Regions from separate parts of the Homo sapiens genome. Here region 1 is linked to region 2. The links are chromatin contacts, found by Hi-C in ENCODE. All regions are on one chromosome and are shown on one strand. Each heading gives the region's core, a stretch centred on a gene start or an enhancer-like site at or near the end of the contact. The rest is flanking DNA. Distances are from core to core; before and after follow the strand shown.

Region 1 (7,167 bases), core at 3,498-5,997, 2.0 Mb before region 2:
AAGATGGGCAGTGTGTGAGACGACATTTGTTCTTTGGTTTACTGAAGAAGCATTGGCTTTGGGCAACTGAATTTGGTTGGGCAAATTTTTCTGCATATGGTACAACTTTCTGTCTTTTTGGGTCCTGTATTTACATCCCATCATAAGCCAACCAACAGTGTAATTGTTTCTTGTTTGGGTGTCTTATTTTCTGTTTTGGATTTGCACCTTGAAGAGGCTGAAGCATGCACAGGATTCTCAGGAACCTCCCCTGACTGAAGGACTTCTAAATTAAATAAATACAAAACTCACAACATTCAGCTTTTCTCTAGGCAAAGCCAGGCTCAGAAAGCCCTACTAATGTGGCAATGTCATGCTTTCAGGTGTTTCTTGCTTTCAGAGCACAGAGGTAGACGTGCACCAACCTATTCAGAAGTCAGATGCTCCAAAGGTAATGGGAACTAAACCTGTGAGGAGGTACAAAATCGAGGGGCTGTAGTATTAATCTATGTGCTGTAATTTTAAATTTTAAGATAACAGAGTGACCCAAGGCATGTTTAATAAACTTCTGGAAGGTAAATAGTAATAGCCACTAACTGATATTATATCTTGAAATACACAGCTGAAGTGTATACACACACACACACAGAAACACACACATATATATAAAATCTTCCTGATCTCATACGTATGGAAGAAAAAATTAATATTATGATCTGTAGTGAGCGAGAGTTTATACGAAGAGCAGGAATCTATTTTTTTTCCAAGTCAAACTTTTTTTCTATAGATATGATCCTATAAATTATCTTTTAGAGATCACATACTCCTTAAAAAAATTTTTTTTTCAAAATCCTTGACTTTGGATGTTGATGAAATGTTTACTTTTACCCTCAACTTCATTGGCATTCCATCTTAGCATTTCTAAATTATTACTTAAATATAGATATAAAATATGTCCTTTTTAATGTACTCATTCTAAAAGGTATTAAAGTGTACTAGAGTTCATTATTAAAAATTGATTTTCTGATGAATAATATCATACATGCATATGAACAAGTGAAAATAAAAATGTCTATTTAGAATTAAGAATATACCTGTGCATCAAGCATGAATCAATTTTACCTTAGTATGTGTGTGTGTTTGTGTGTATGAGTGTGTGTGTGGGCATATAAAAACTTGGTGGTTTCAGATGAAATATTAAATTAGAGATTTCAGACGGGCACAATGCCTCACACCTGTAATCCCAGCACTTTGAGAGGCTGCGGTGGGCAGATCATGATGTCAGGAGTTTGAGACCAGCCTAGCCAAGATGATGAAACTCTGTCTCTACTAAAAATACAAAAATTAGCCAGGCTTGGTGGTGTGTGCCTGTAGTCCCAGCTACTCGGGAGGCTGAGGCAGGAGAATCATTTGAACCCGGGAGGTGGAGTTTGCAGTGAGAGGAGATAGCGCCATTGCACTCCAGCCTGGGCGACAGGGCAAGACTCCATCTCAAAAAAAAAAAAAAAAAGACATAAAGTAAATTAGAGATTTCAAGTTTCTAAACTCCTTGTTTTCTAACTCCTGCTCCACTCATTGAAATCACAATTTTCCCACTGAAAAACAGAAGCAAGTGACAGCTACAGCGCCTTTTAAATGATAGTTTGAATGATATCTGTCTCAGATTACAAAAGTAATATGCATTTAATCTCTTATTTGTAAACAAACTCCATTTTGTTGTTGTTACAGATAGCATCTACATAGCATTCTTCACTTAGTCTGCAAGGTAGACTAGACATTCCATGGGGTCAGGGGTTTATGTTTTGTTACTTTGTTTTCCCATAGCCTAACACGGCTTGCACACAACATAGCCTGACTGTTTTTGATTGAATTTGTTAAGTTGAAGGCAGCTATATATTCCTGAAGCCTTTCGGGGTTTACCTCTTAAGATTGTTGCAAGAAGTAAGTATATTGATAGAGGTAAGGAACTTAGAGCCTGTTGATTCATGTACCTTAGTGTTAGCTATTGTTTGTTCATTTATATTGGCATTTGTTCCTGGCTATGTGATGCAAACCTATTAGGTTGGTGCAAAAGTAATTACAGTTTTTATATCTGAACATGTAATCGCTAAAATTCATTGAGTGCTTACATAAGTCTGCTAAGTTCTAAGTTTCGTGTCTCTACCAACTTATTTCTCACAGCAATCCTAAGAGATAAATATTACTGTTATATCCATTTTATAGAGAGGAGGACTGAGACAAAGCTAGGAGAAGCAATGCATTCATGGTCTTCCATCCTGGAAGATGCAGGCTTGGGATTCTGATTTCAGAGTTCATGCCCTCAGCATCGTTTTACTCTTTCAAAACTAAACCAAACTTCAAGAGATTGCTGAACTTGAGAGAATCTATGATTTCTTCAGCTGTTGAGAACCTTGCCATGGCATTGTGCTTGGGTCAATTTAAAGCGTATAATTTCTATAAGGATTATAGACTCATTTCTTCTTTCTAATCAAAGAGCGTTGCATTCTTTAAGTCTTTACCACTTTACCTGTGTTGAACATTTGGCTTCTCTTTCCAGCTCTTTTTACTTAGTCTTTTCTGTATACAGTTGTTATGCTAAATCTCCCTAATGAATTCTTTGGAAATATTGCTCCTTTTCTTAAAAACAATTTCTCCTTGTCTACATCAGAGGTCAGCAAAATTTTTCTGTAAAGGGTCAGATAGTAAATATTTTAGGCTTTGGAAGCCACATACCATTATACCACCCTCATCCTGCTGCTCCTCCTCCCCCTCTTCTCCTTTCCTTTCTCCTCCTCCTTCATCATTTTCTTCTCCTCCTCCTTCTGTTTCTTCTGATCCTTCTCCTTTCTCTTCCTTTTCTCCTTCACAACCATTTAAAAGTGTAAACTATTCTTAGCTGGTGGGGAGAGAGCATGCAAAGACCAGCTACATGGCAAATTTGGCCCACAGGCCTGCTCTGCACAGCACTACTATTTCAGGTCAAAGAACTTGGTACCCTAGGAAAAAGAATGAGGCTGCTTCTGCCAGGGACAGTCACCCCAGGAGCTCCAGCTTCTCCAGGCCCTGCTAGCCACCCTGAGGACTGCAAATGTCACTATCTATCTCCAGCACACCTGCCACTCATTCCCAGTACACACATCCGTTTGGAAGGCCTGGCTACAGCACTGGTTCTCAACCCTTAGCATGCATCAACATGGCCTTAAGGGTTTGTTAAACTACAGAAGTCTAAGCCCCATCCCCAGAGACTCTGATTCAGTAGTTCTGGGATGGGCCTGAAGCAAAGCTAATGCTGGTAGACTGGGGATCTCACTTTGAGAGCCACTGGCCAGCAGGTAAAGCTTAAACTCCTTAGCATAATTTTCAAAGCCCCTCACAGCCTAACCCAGCCCATTTTCAGTCTAGCCTTCATTACAGTATTCACTGTTCCTGATGCCTTTGCACTGAGTGCCTCTTCTACCTGAGTCTTGCTGCTCCCTTTGTCATCTTTACCTGTCCCTGTCCCTTCTTCCTCTAAGGATCTGTGCATTTGCCTGCTCTCTTGCAAAGCCTCTTCTCATTCCTCTAACCAGAACTCCATCTCCTCTTTGGATGAACACTGATCTGCTATCCCTCTGTGCGAAAGAATTGCAGCTCTCTGTCATACACTTGCTGCTAGATTTTTAGGGAAAAAAGCACTGAGTTTTACACACTGTAAATGTTCAGTAAATATTTGTGGAATAAATGGATGTGAATAAATGAATGAAGGCAGGAAGGAAAAGTGTATTATTATTTGTCCTGCTTGGTATGTGATTGAGTCAGTCCTTTTCAGATAACATCTCCAGTTAATTTAGTCAAAATAAGACCCACTTTTCAAGCACTTTAGATCTGCAAAATCCCAAAAGCCATTTATGTTTTTTTTCTCAGAGCAGACAAATGGGGAGTGCATCAATTCTTAATAGCATACTAAAAGCAAACCTGAATTATGTGAGAGAAACAGTAAGATCTCTTCATCTCTCTCTTGTCTGTATGCTTGGGGAGTTGGGTCTGCTGGTGTAGAGATATGTTCATAACAGCAAATCCTAAACTTTGCTAAGAAGAAAAGTTCACATTTCCTAGTTGATTTCCTACAGCCTTGACGATTAATAATGGGAACCATACAGGATTTAGAACAATAATGACTAATTCTTAGTCATTGGTGGTTGGTAGCTGCTAACTGTAACATTTTCTAATCTGAAGACATTTCTTAACCATTAATACTTTGATAGAATGGTAAAATAATGACAAAGAATATTTAAAGGGTCCAGACAGTATCTGACCCATTTTTTGGCCCTTGATGAACAGAAAATAATATTATTTTGTATTTATCCAGATACCATTAAATTTGTTACATTTTATGTGGAAGACTTGAGGCAAGAAATATCTCACCCAAGATAGCTCATGAAATTTGGCCTTCAGTTCAATTTTGGACTTCACTTTGTCACTTACCAGTGCTGTGGTCTTGGACAAGCCTAAATTTTTTCATCTATAAAATGGAAATAATTAAAGTGCCTATCTAATAGGTACTTTTGGAATGATTAAGTGAAATGTTCTATACAAGGTGCTGAGAATATCACCTGACACATAGAAAAACAGAAATAATATGAGCTATACAAATAAAAACCTACCTAGAGCTTCACCCCTTTCTTTTAAAATTAATTGATATTTACAGTTTCAAGAGCATAGCATGGCTTTAACTTTAGTAGCAATATCTTAAAAGTCCACATGATGGAGAGGTTGCTCCATGCAGAGTAGACCAGCCATTCCATAGTAAAGATTATATTATCATTAATTTACCACTTATGTCCTTGCTTGAGAGGAAGGCTAAATTATACATATATATTAATTAGATACAGAGAGAGATTAATATATAGATTTATATATATATGTGTAGGTAGATATGTTGATTTGTTCACTGGTTGCTATATCATGTAGATATTCTATTTGGGGGAACAATTTTAATGCAAATATTAAACAGAAAAATATCAACATAAAGATAAAATAACAGTAACCTTTGTATTTCCTAGACAGCTCGTTAAATAAAAAATATCTTCAGACATCCAGGTGCACTGAGAAGCAACAATAGCAATTTCTCAAAGAGGAAAACTATGTACACATACACATACACACACACACACAAACACACACACACACACACACACAGCAGCAAACTCCCCCAATTTCATGGACTCCTCATTAGCAAAACAAGCTTTCTGCAGAGGAAATGAAAAAGGAAGGGACTTTTCATAAGTGGAAACTGTCCATGTGAGAGGAACAGACTCATTCAACAAGCATGGTAAGTCAGCTGCAGTCTAAAAGTCGAGTGTGTCAACACTGAAATCACCATCAAACCTTTCCTCAGACAGAAATGGGGGCAAAAGGAAAATAGCCATGGTGCAAAAGACGCGTTCATGTGGAAATGACTTAGCAGCAGTGGACAGGAAGCTGCTAAGAATAAGTTGTGTGGCCAGAGAGGGAGAGGGAAGGAGCTGGCCTTGCCCTCCCTCGGGTCCTCTCCCTCTGGCTATCTTTCTCTTTTCACCGGAGGCACCCTTTGTGAGGACCTCCTCACCTCTGTTACTGTGTCCAGTTTACTCTGGATGTCCTCCTCTGTTCTCACCTGGCTTCTCCCTAACAGACAAGAATATGGAAATTATAACTTTGGGAGGTATTTGTTTAGTAAAGTGTTTTTCTGTTTTTGTTTTGTTTTGTTTTGAGATGGAGTCTCGCTCTGTCACCCAGGCTGGAGTGCAGTGGCGCGATATCGGCTCACTGCAACCTCCAACTCCAGGGACAGTGACTGCAACCTCCAGCTCTGCCAGGGACAGTCACCCCAGGATCTCCAGCTTCCCTAGGCCCTGCTAGCCACCCTGGGGACTAATAATTCTCCTGCCTCAGCCTCCTGAGTAGCTGGGACTAAAGGCACATGCCACCATGCCCGGCTAATTTTTGTGTTTTTAGTAGAGACAGGGTTTCACCATGTGGCCAGGCTATTCTCAAACACCTGACCTCAAGTGATCTGCCAGCCTTGGCCTCACAAAGTGCTGGGATTACAGGCTTGAGCCACTGCACCTGGCCCTTTAGTAAAGTTTTATTTCTCTGTGCTTAATTTAATAGAAATCAGGTTAAATTTCTTCTCTATCTTTCCTTTAGAAACCTTCTTTTTTATTTCCATACAGCAAAACATTTTATGAATATACATATATACATATTTAGTGTACATTTTATATATATGTGTATATATACATATTTTGCATACACATACATGTGTATATAGAAATGTATACAAGCACATATATAAATTATAGACACAAACACACACACACACTGCTCAATAGAAAAAAAATTTAACTCCACATTGCACAATGAAAGAAAACAAGGAGATTAATTTTGGCAACTGTATTTTCCCCAGAATATTGCATTAAATTATCTTCTACAGATATAGTTGTGGGTGTTTATGATGACAATGTCTATTTTTTAACACTGTTCTGCCAATACGACAAAAAACTTACTTTGAAAAATCTTATTTAGGTACTAACCAGTTCCAATTAACTCCTTCCTATATATTCCATTTATTCTGACAATAAAAGTGTGTAGCTCGAGCTTGTTATCATAGGCAAGTCCAGGATTTAGTAGTATCATTCCTGTCTTAGAATTGACCTTCATGTCATTTTAATTTTTAAACTATTGGGTGTTCTCAAAAGCAAATAAAGGACCAATGTAATATTTAAAACACTTGACAAATGTAACAAACAAGTGACAAATTCAAAACAGAAAAATCTATGTTTCATTAGGGTAAAAGAAGAGAGCAACATATAATTAGTCTGCTTAGGAAAACACATCCACAGAATATATGCTGCAGGAGAAATGTAACAGGAGACTCACTCATCTACTGCAAGGCTTTGAAAAATGTTGGTATCTGTAAACAATAAAGAAAGAAAAGATATTCTTCTCTAATTATTAAAGAGATGTTCAACCATCTGCAAACTATTTTTTTAAGTTCTTGTTGTTCCCTTCCTTTGATTCATGCAAAGCCATGTTGTACCTTTGCTACTTTTGAGAATAATGGGACTTTGAAGTCAATTAAACTCATTCCTCAGCTTGAAGGGAGCAGCAGGTAGAATGTTGTCTTTGGCTCCTCATTAAGTAGTATATTGTTCCTTTCAATGATCT
Region 2 (7,012 bases), core at 1,534-4,033:
CATAACTTTTACATGTGCTTAGAAACCAAAAAATCAGTGTGACTCGCTTTATTGCAGTATTTGATTTATTGCAGTGGTCTGGAACTGAACCTGCAATATCTCCAAGGTATGCCTGTATTCAAAATACAAAATCCAAAACAATTCTCCTCTTCCAAGCATTTCAAATAAGGAGTACTCAACCTGTAGTGCCATTGGAATTGAGGTTTACCAATTAAAGGACAAACTAGATCCAATGTAAAATAAGTTCCTCAAACTCTTTGCTAATCTCCAACAGACAGAAGTGCTTAACGTTTGTTAGGGAGACTGTGTGTGCAATTTTAAATCTAAACTAAATCTAAACTGTAATTTCAAAAGTTTGCCCCTTCCTAATTATTATTTCTCCATATGTAGGAGATTGCCTAAATTATTTATAGGTCATGCTGCCTTAGAGATATCTATAGTAATGAAATAAATCCTCAGAATCCAAGAAACCTTTGTCTGGTACACAAGACGCCTTAGTAGTCTATACCTTTTTTTAATTCTCCAAACTGCCCATAAGTCAATGAGTTTGGAAACCAAAAAATCAGTGTGACTTGCTTAGGAAAAGAATCACTTAGGAAAAAAATCACTTGAAAAAAGAGCATTGATCCTCTAAATGAACCAATTTCAAATTTCTATAGTTTTGGCCCTGACATATCCTTAAGTCAAAATGGAAAAGAAATCTGATTCCCTATTCTTTAATTCACTTTCCTTTTTTTCCAGCCTGTTCCACTTTTTCCTTGGGCTCCCTTTTCCCAAAGCTCCCAATTTTCTCACCTAGTCTTTATTCACAGACAATGACTTAATCAACTTTTGTGGGATTAAGGACCTAACAAATTATTTCTTTTAGTACCATTTACATTTCCTAAGTGGTACACCTAGAGAAGGATTAATAAGGTATCACCGAAAGCTTCTGGAGATGGTTTCTAGATGCCCCTTGGTGCAAAGAATTAAGCCTATACTTCTATACTAAGTTGAAGTATATTTCATACTTCACATGTCACAATTATATTTCCCTCCAGCTTTCATTCTACCTATTATTAAGAATTTTACATGGAAACATATAGGATTTTCCAGGATAAAGAAAATCTTTTACAAAGAGTTTCATGAAACTCACTTTGTTCCATACAAAAGGAGTTTTGGTTATAGACCAATATCCAACTCTAGTGAGTAGTTCTACAGTTTTTCAAGCAATTATGATAGAATGTTTTCATTCTCTCTAGTCAGTGTGAGCTCCTAAGATTAAATTCACAGCTTTTCATCAAGGCTGATGTAACTTTCTTACTATCATATCCTTTAAAATAAGGACTGTAGCCTGAGGGTACCTAAGAACATGTGGCAGAAGGCAAAAACAGAAGGTTTTTACAGTTTAGAATATTTTAAACTCAGAATATTGACTATATATTTTTGGTCAGAATTTTTCTTTTAAGTAGCAGTAATATGCCCATTTTGTAGCCACAGTTTTAAATTTTCAGTCTTCACCCCTCCAAAACAAAACAAAACACAAAACAGAACAACAAGTGAGAAGGAGGAGGGGGAAAGAGAGAAGGAGGTGGTGTGGGGTGGAGAGGAGATGATGCCCCCTTCTGTCATACAACAAAATCCATTTCGAATATCGAAACTTGCCAAGATCAAAACTGGCCAAAACAACAAACTCCACTGTTGAAATTGACAGTACGGTATAAGACAATAACCCAGGTTTCTCAATTGAAATAACTTTGCCACAAATTTCATCTCAACGTCTTTAATATCATGGTTCCCAGCCCTTCATGCTCATTAGTATCCCCTGGGAAGATTTAAAGCTGTACTGATGCCCTAAAACCATTCTCCTGATTCTGATGTGGTTGGTCTAGGGTGCAGCCTGGGCATCAGGAGATTTAAAAGCTCCCAGGGAATTGTATGTGCAGGTACTCAGTGTTTATCAAAAGACAGAAGACACAGCTATTCCAGACACCTGTTTGAACTGATTGATGGCAACCCAGCTTCATTAGATGTCTACCTAGTGTTGAATCTTTGTAGCATCCCCCACATTTGTTCCGTGAAACAGGGACAATAGGAGATCACAGTCTTACATAGCTCTCTGACCCATTAATCAACGGGTTGTTCCTCTCTGGTTCTCTCTGTGGGTTCTGACTCATGCTGCAGTAGAGAAAAAAGACAAACAGCCTAGCCAATAAACGACCGCTGCTACGCGATCTCCTTTGACTACAGTAAAGGGCCAGAAACTGCCTTTGGGAGTGCAGAGACAGTGTAGGAACGATGCTGCCATCTGGCTGCCTTCCTGGGCATCTCTTTAAAAAAAAAAAAAAAAAAAAAGTGAGTTACTAATCATACTCTCCTACATTTACACATTAGATACAGGCTTCACTATTCCTTTGCAGTGAGGACTCCTCAGTGACAGGCAGAACCCAAAGGGAGAGCAAAGCAGCCCAAGGGGAGCAGAGCAACCCAAAGGGAAAGCAGAGTAGGCCAAGTAGAACAAATGCTCGCCTTAAACTTTTTTTTCCTTTTTGAGACAGGGTCTCACTCTGTTGCCTAGGGTGGAATGCAGTGGCGCCATCTTGGCTCACTGCAGCCTCAACCTCCCGGGCCCAACGGATTCTCCTACCTCAGCCTTCTGAGTAGCTTGGGACAGCCGTGCACCACCACGCCCAGCTAATTTTTTGTTTGTTTGTTTTTGTACAGACAGGGTTTCAGCATGCTGCCCAGGCTGGTCTTGAACTCCTGGGCTCAAGTGATCCACCTGACTCAGCCTCCCAAAGTGCTGGGATTAAAGGGGTGAGCCACTGTACCTGGCAACACCTTTAAAAATTTCTTCACCCACCTATCCACCTTTAAAGTTGTTCTTTGAGGGCTTTCAGGAATGAGGTTAATCCAAATAGGATAAGGCAGTTTTGTTCCCAGGAAGTATTTAACACACTGGTTCTCAACTTTCCTACACATTAGAATCACCTCGGGGAGGTTTGTGAAAATGCAGATTGCTGGTCTCCACTCCCATCCAATTCAGTAGGTCCGAGCTGAAGTCTGAGAATTTGCAATTGTAACAACCTCCCAGATGACACTGCTGGTCTGGGAAATCACACTTTGAAAACCACTGAACAAATTGTCAAAAAATAATTGCTGACAGTCAGTAATGTAATAAATCCATTAGCCCCCTCCAGCCAAGGAGGGAAGACTGGGTAAAGAAGCCATAGACGGTGGCAGTGACCGGGGTCAAAAGATGTTGCCACTATGGGGTTGTTCCTAGGTATCTATGGAGTAGCATACCAAAAAGGCCAGGTAAGAAGAAGTGGTATGGATGAGGATTAGACGAAAAATGCCTCTTCATTGTTTTGCCTGGGCTCCTCAGAGACTTGTGGGAAATATTGCATCGTCTCTTAACTAAATATTAAATCATCCCTGTGCATCTAATTTAGTGGGGGGCAGACCTGTTTCACAAGCCAAAATAACAGGCTGCAATAACTGAGGATTTTATATATACCCTGACCAAAGAAGTTTGCATTCTCATAGCACCATCTAGTGGAAATTTGGGGATTTTTGTTTTACATCGAACAGCCTAAAATGGAGATAGTTTATGTTATTATGACAGGGAGAGAAGACTGCACGATTTGCTAATTGAGGTGCAATACAGACAAGTAAACAAAAACAGGAAAAATGTGGCTTATGTGAAAGACATTTTTTAACCATATACAACATGTTCTATAAAAACAGAGCAAAGCCGTTAGCTGAGGAACTTGTGTGCACAAAGAAATATGTACAAATAGCTTTTCCAGAACAGTCTAGTAAAAATATGTAGTAAAAGTGGGAAGATTATGTTATATAGAAATATATGTTTATGTGCTGTGTTTATATGCCACAGCCTCAAACCTTCTTATAACTTATTAACAATTATATGAAAATATAGGAACAAAGCTCATGTTCTGTATGAATACAACAGGATTCAAATAACCACATACATTACAAAGAGTTGAATAAATTGAATTCTCTATTTTCTACTGTATAGTCAAGGAAGAGACAGAGTAAGGAGGAAAACAGTTGTCAAATCTGCTGGTGGTTCTGAGAAGGGATCAGAGAGGTAAAAATGCAAGGTGTTAAAAATCTGTTTTACTGGCCCACAAAATGTTGTTTGCAAAACTCTGTTCTAGATGAGCTGATAGTTTAAGGGTAACTGTTTCACTAAATGGTTTGAACTCAATGGATATTAATCAGAAGCAATTTTCTTTTTCTAATCATATGATTGGTCAACTTCTGCTTTCTTGCCCCTGAATGATATCTCAGGCAGATTCCATTGATAATTGATCATTGTCATAGTTCATATAAATCATGTAATTTTACCTAGCTCAGCTTGTAAAACAGGCGCCCCAAAGGGGTCTGGCCTGCCCCTCCTCCCGACTCCAAAACCATGAAGCCAATCTGGTTGCACAAAACCTCTTCTTTCTCCACATCAAGATCTAGCTTCTTTAATGACTTGAGGTGGGATCAGAGGAGAAGAAACAAAATAGTCTCTTCACCCAATTCTTTTTGTTGCAGAATTTTCTGTTGGGTATTGCTGCTCATCTAGAAAACACCAGCTACCAATAGATGTCCTCTCTGTGCCGAAATACTGCTTACCTCAGGGGATATTGGGTAAGTTCAGAAGGCCCTGAAGAGTCTCCCTGACATGGTAAATCCAACTCTAGCCAGTCTTTCCTACCCCTTTACAGCTTCCCCCATTAACCTCTTCCCACTGGAGTATCTACAGCCTGTAAATAGGACTCAGGTGGAAGTACTGCTAAGATGACTCAGGTTCAGCTACTTTTCCCCATATCCACGCAGCCTTTGGGAGATTTGTACATTCTTGTCACTCCAAAGCCAGAATCTTCTCTGTTCCATGGCAACCACCTTCTTTGTTTCTCTCCACAGGCTGCTTCTCCCTGACTCAGCGTCTGATTAAGGAAATAGCCAGTTGGGAAATAAGATACTGATTCCCTTCTTTTAGTGCCACCCACAATCTCATAAGGGAGGAGTATGAGGCTTCTCACCCCATAAGCACTTCATGTGGAGGACTTTGGGCTCCTTTCTCCTCCCAATTGTCCCTCTATAGCTTCCCTTCTGCTAGCCCAAATCTGCCTAGTTGTATTAATCATGATCCAAGAGAGAAAAAAGAAACCTTGGATTGATGGCAGCAGAAAGCCACTGCCACCTTCACCTGGAGGGACCCACAGGTCCAGGGTCCAGGGCCCAGGGCTACTTGGTGGAAGCTAGGCCACAGGTAGGCCTGAGTGGTGGGGATGGGAACTGGGGCTGCAGAGAGGATGGAGTTACCATCATCTGAGGCATAGTGAGAGTGGTAGAAATACCCTTCCTTTTGTGTGCTCTGCTGTCCCAATAATGTCTCCACACTTGGCCCAGAGCAACAGGAAGCCAACTGACTTGGACAACCTGAAATACTAAAATATACCTAAAATACACCCTGCCACATATCACGTGGGGGGCGGGGCGGGGCAAACTCTTCAGGTGTATTTTAGGTTGTATTTAGGTGAAATAATTTAAGTTGTGTAATTTCACCCAAATACAACCTAAAATACACCTGAAGAGTTCAGCTCCCCTGTGATACATGGCAGGGCAGAAGTTTGAGGAAGGGATTGAGACTCAACAGGCCTAGTATGGCACTCCAGTCTTTGAGAGTGGAAAAACTGGATTGGCCAATTCATACTCAAAACTCTTCTCTCTTGTACCCAGATCACCAATTTCCTTGAATCTTTATCTAAGCTTTGGAGTGAAATGAAAGGTCCCTAAAATCACATAACACTTGTTTACTTTCATCTTTGTGTTCTTGTCACTATTTTCAGGTCAAGAGAAAAAGCTTCTCTCAAGATCTTATCATGTGAGGTTAAATGCAGGGTCTCCCAATGTGCTGTTCAATTGTGGTATAAAAATAACAAGCAATTGCCTTGATACTACACTGCTTGGTCCCAAACTGTATGTCAAATATTTTTATAAATATTATTAATTTTACCCAGTCCATTATTTCCTATGCCAAGTGAGATTTCAAGATATCCAGGAATTTAAATTTACATTTAAGAAAGTATATATAATGCTATGGAGAACCTCTGAATATATTATATTTCAGTACCTTCACAACTAAGATTTTATTAAATTGTGATTCTACTTATATCAAAAATCCCTGTACTAATAAATCTTCATTGAATTTTATATGTGCTCAGCACTATGCTTTGAGAGAGAGATAAGTATCTTAGGCTGGGTTCCCCAGAGGCAGACTCTGAGATGAAGATTCATGAGCAAGTGATTAAGAAGGTGCTCTCAAGAGAAATAAGTAAGGGAGTAGGGAAAGCAGAATAGGAAGGCAAAACCAAGCAATAGTGTGTTTCTGACCAAGTCCCATAGAGGATAGCCTCAGCCTGGTCCTAAAGGGAACTCCAAGTATCCTGTAGGAAATTTGTCCCAACTGGAAGCAAAGGAACTGGGCTCTCATGCTCCAAAACACATTATTCATTAGATAAGGAGCCTGGGTTCTTATCTAATGAATATGTTAATTTCATTTGCTTGGTTGGGCCAGCAAAGAATGTTCACAGGTGCTGGCCATTGGAAGAAAAACCATGCCAAGGCTGCAGGAGGGGCAAAGCAGATGTGCAAAGAGATTGTGATATTGTTATATAATAAGGAAAATATATATTTGGTCTTTGTCCCCAGTTCCTGGCATAGAGTTTCTAAAACTCTTGGAATTTCCTGAGTGATAGGTGTGACAGAAGAGTCCTTTATTATTCATAATAAGCCTCTTTCTATCACACCTGAGTTTATGCTAACAAGGCAACTCTTGATAGGTCCCTAGATAGCTTCTGCATGGAAGCTGACAGTGAGGAACCTCTCATGTGATATTGGCCCCACCCCCTGACCTCTGGGAGGGGATTAGGGGCTGGAGACTCAGTGATGTCTATGTAATACAACAATGCAAGCTCCATAAAAACACTGAACATGGGGTTCAGAGAGCTTC

Evidence for each region. A loop is a pair of places that touch in the nucleus more often than their neighbours do. Pooled maps may share reads with other maps.
Region 1: a loop to region 2 is called in a map of endothelial cell of umbilical vein, with 10 times the contacts of the local background. The contact joins the enhancer-like site here to the promoter of EPCART in region 2. A Hi-C loop is called at or near these places in 4 of 168 maps with a recorded cell type or tissue (IMR-90, PC-9, chondrocyte and 1 more) and 3 of 50 pooled maps.

Annotation. Positions count from the first base shown.
Region 1 is chr2:182,130,356-182,137,522 of GRCh38, reverse strand. It overlaps a transcript of PPP1R1C not described here. Among named protein-coding and RNA genes, the nearest start is that of PPP1R1C, 150 kb to the right of the region's middle. Within about 2 kb of position 4,747, at least 2 of the 41 ENCODE cell types and tissues checked have a DNase peak (open chromatin) inside an H3K27ac peak, as active enhancers do; they include endothelial cell of umbilical vein, where a contact is called at or near this core.
Region 2 is chr2:180,120,965-180,127,976 of GRCh38, reverse strand. EPCART (ERG-positive prostate cancer associated androgen responsive transcript) reads left to right here and starts at 2,783. Exons shown (of 4, transcript XR_923634.3): 1 at 2,783-3,297; 2 at 4,549-4,644.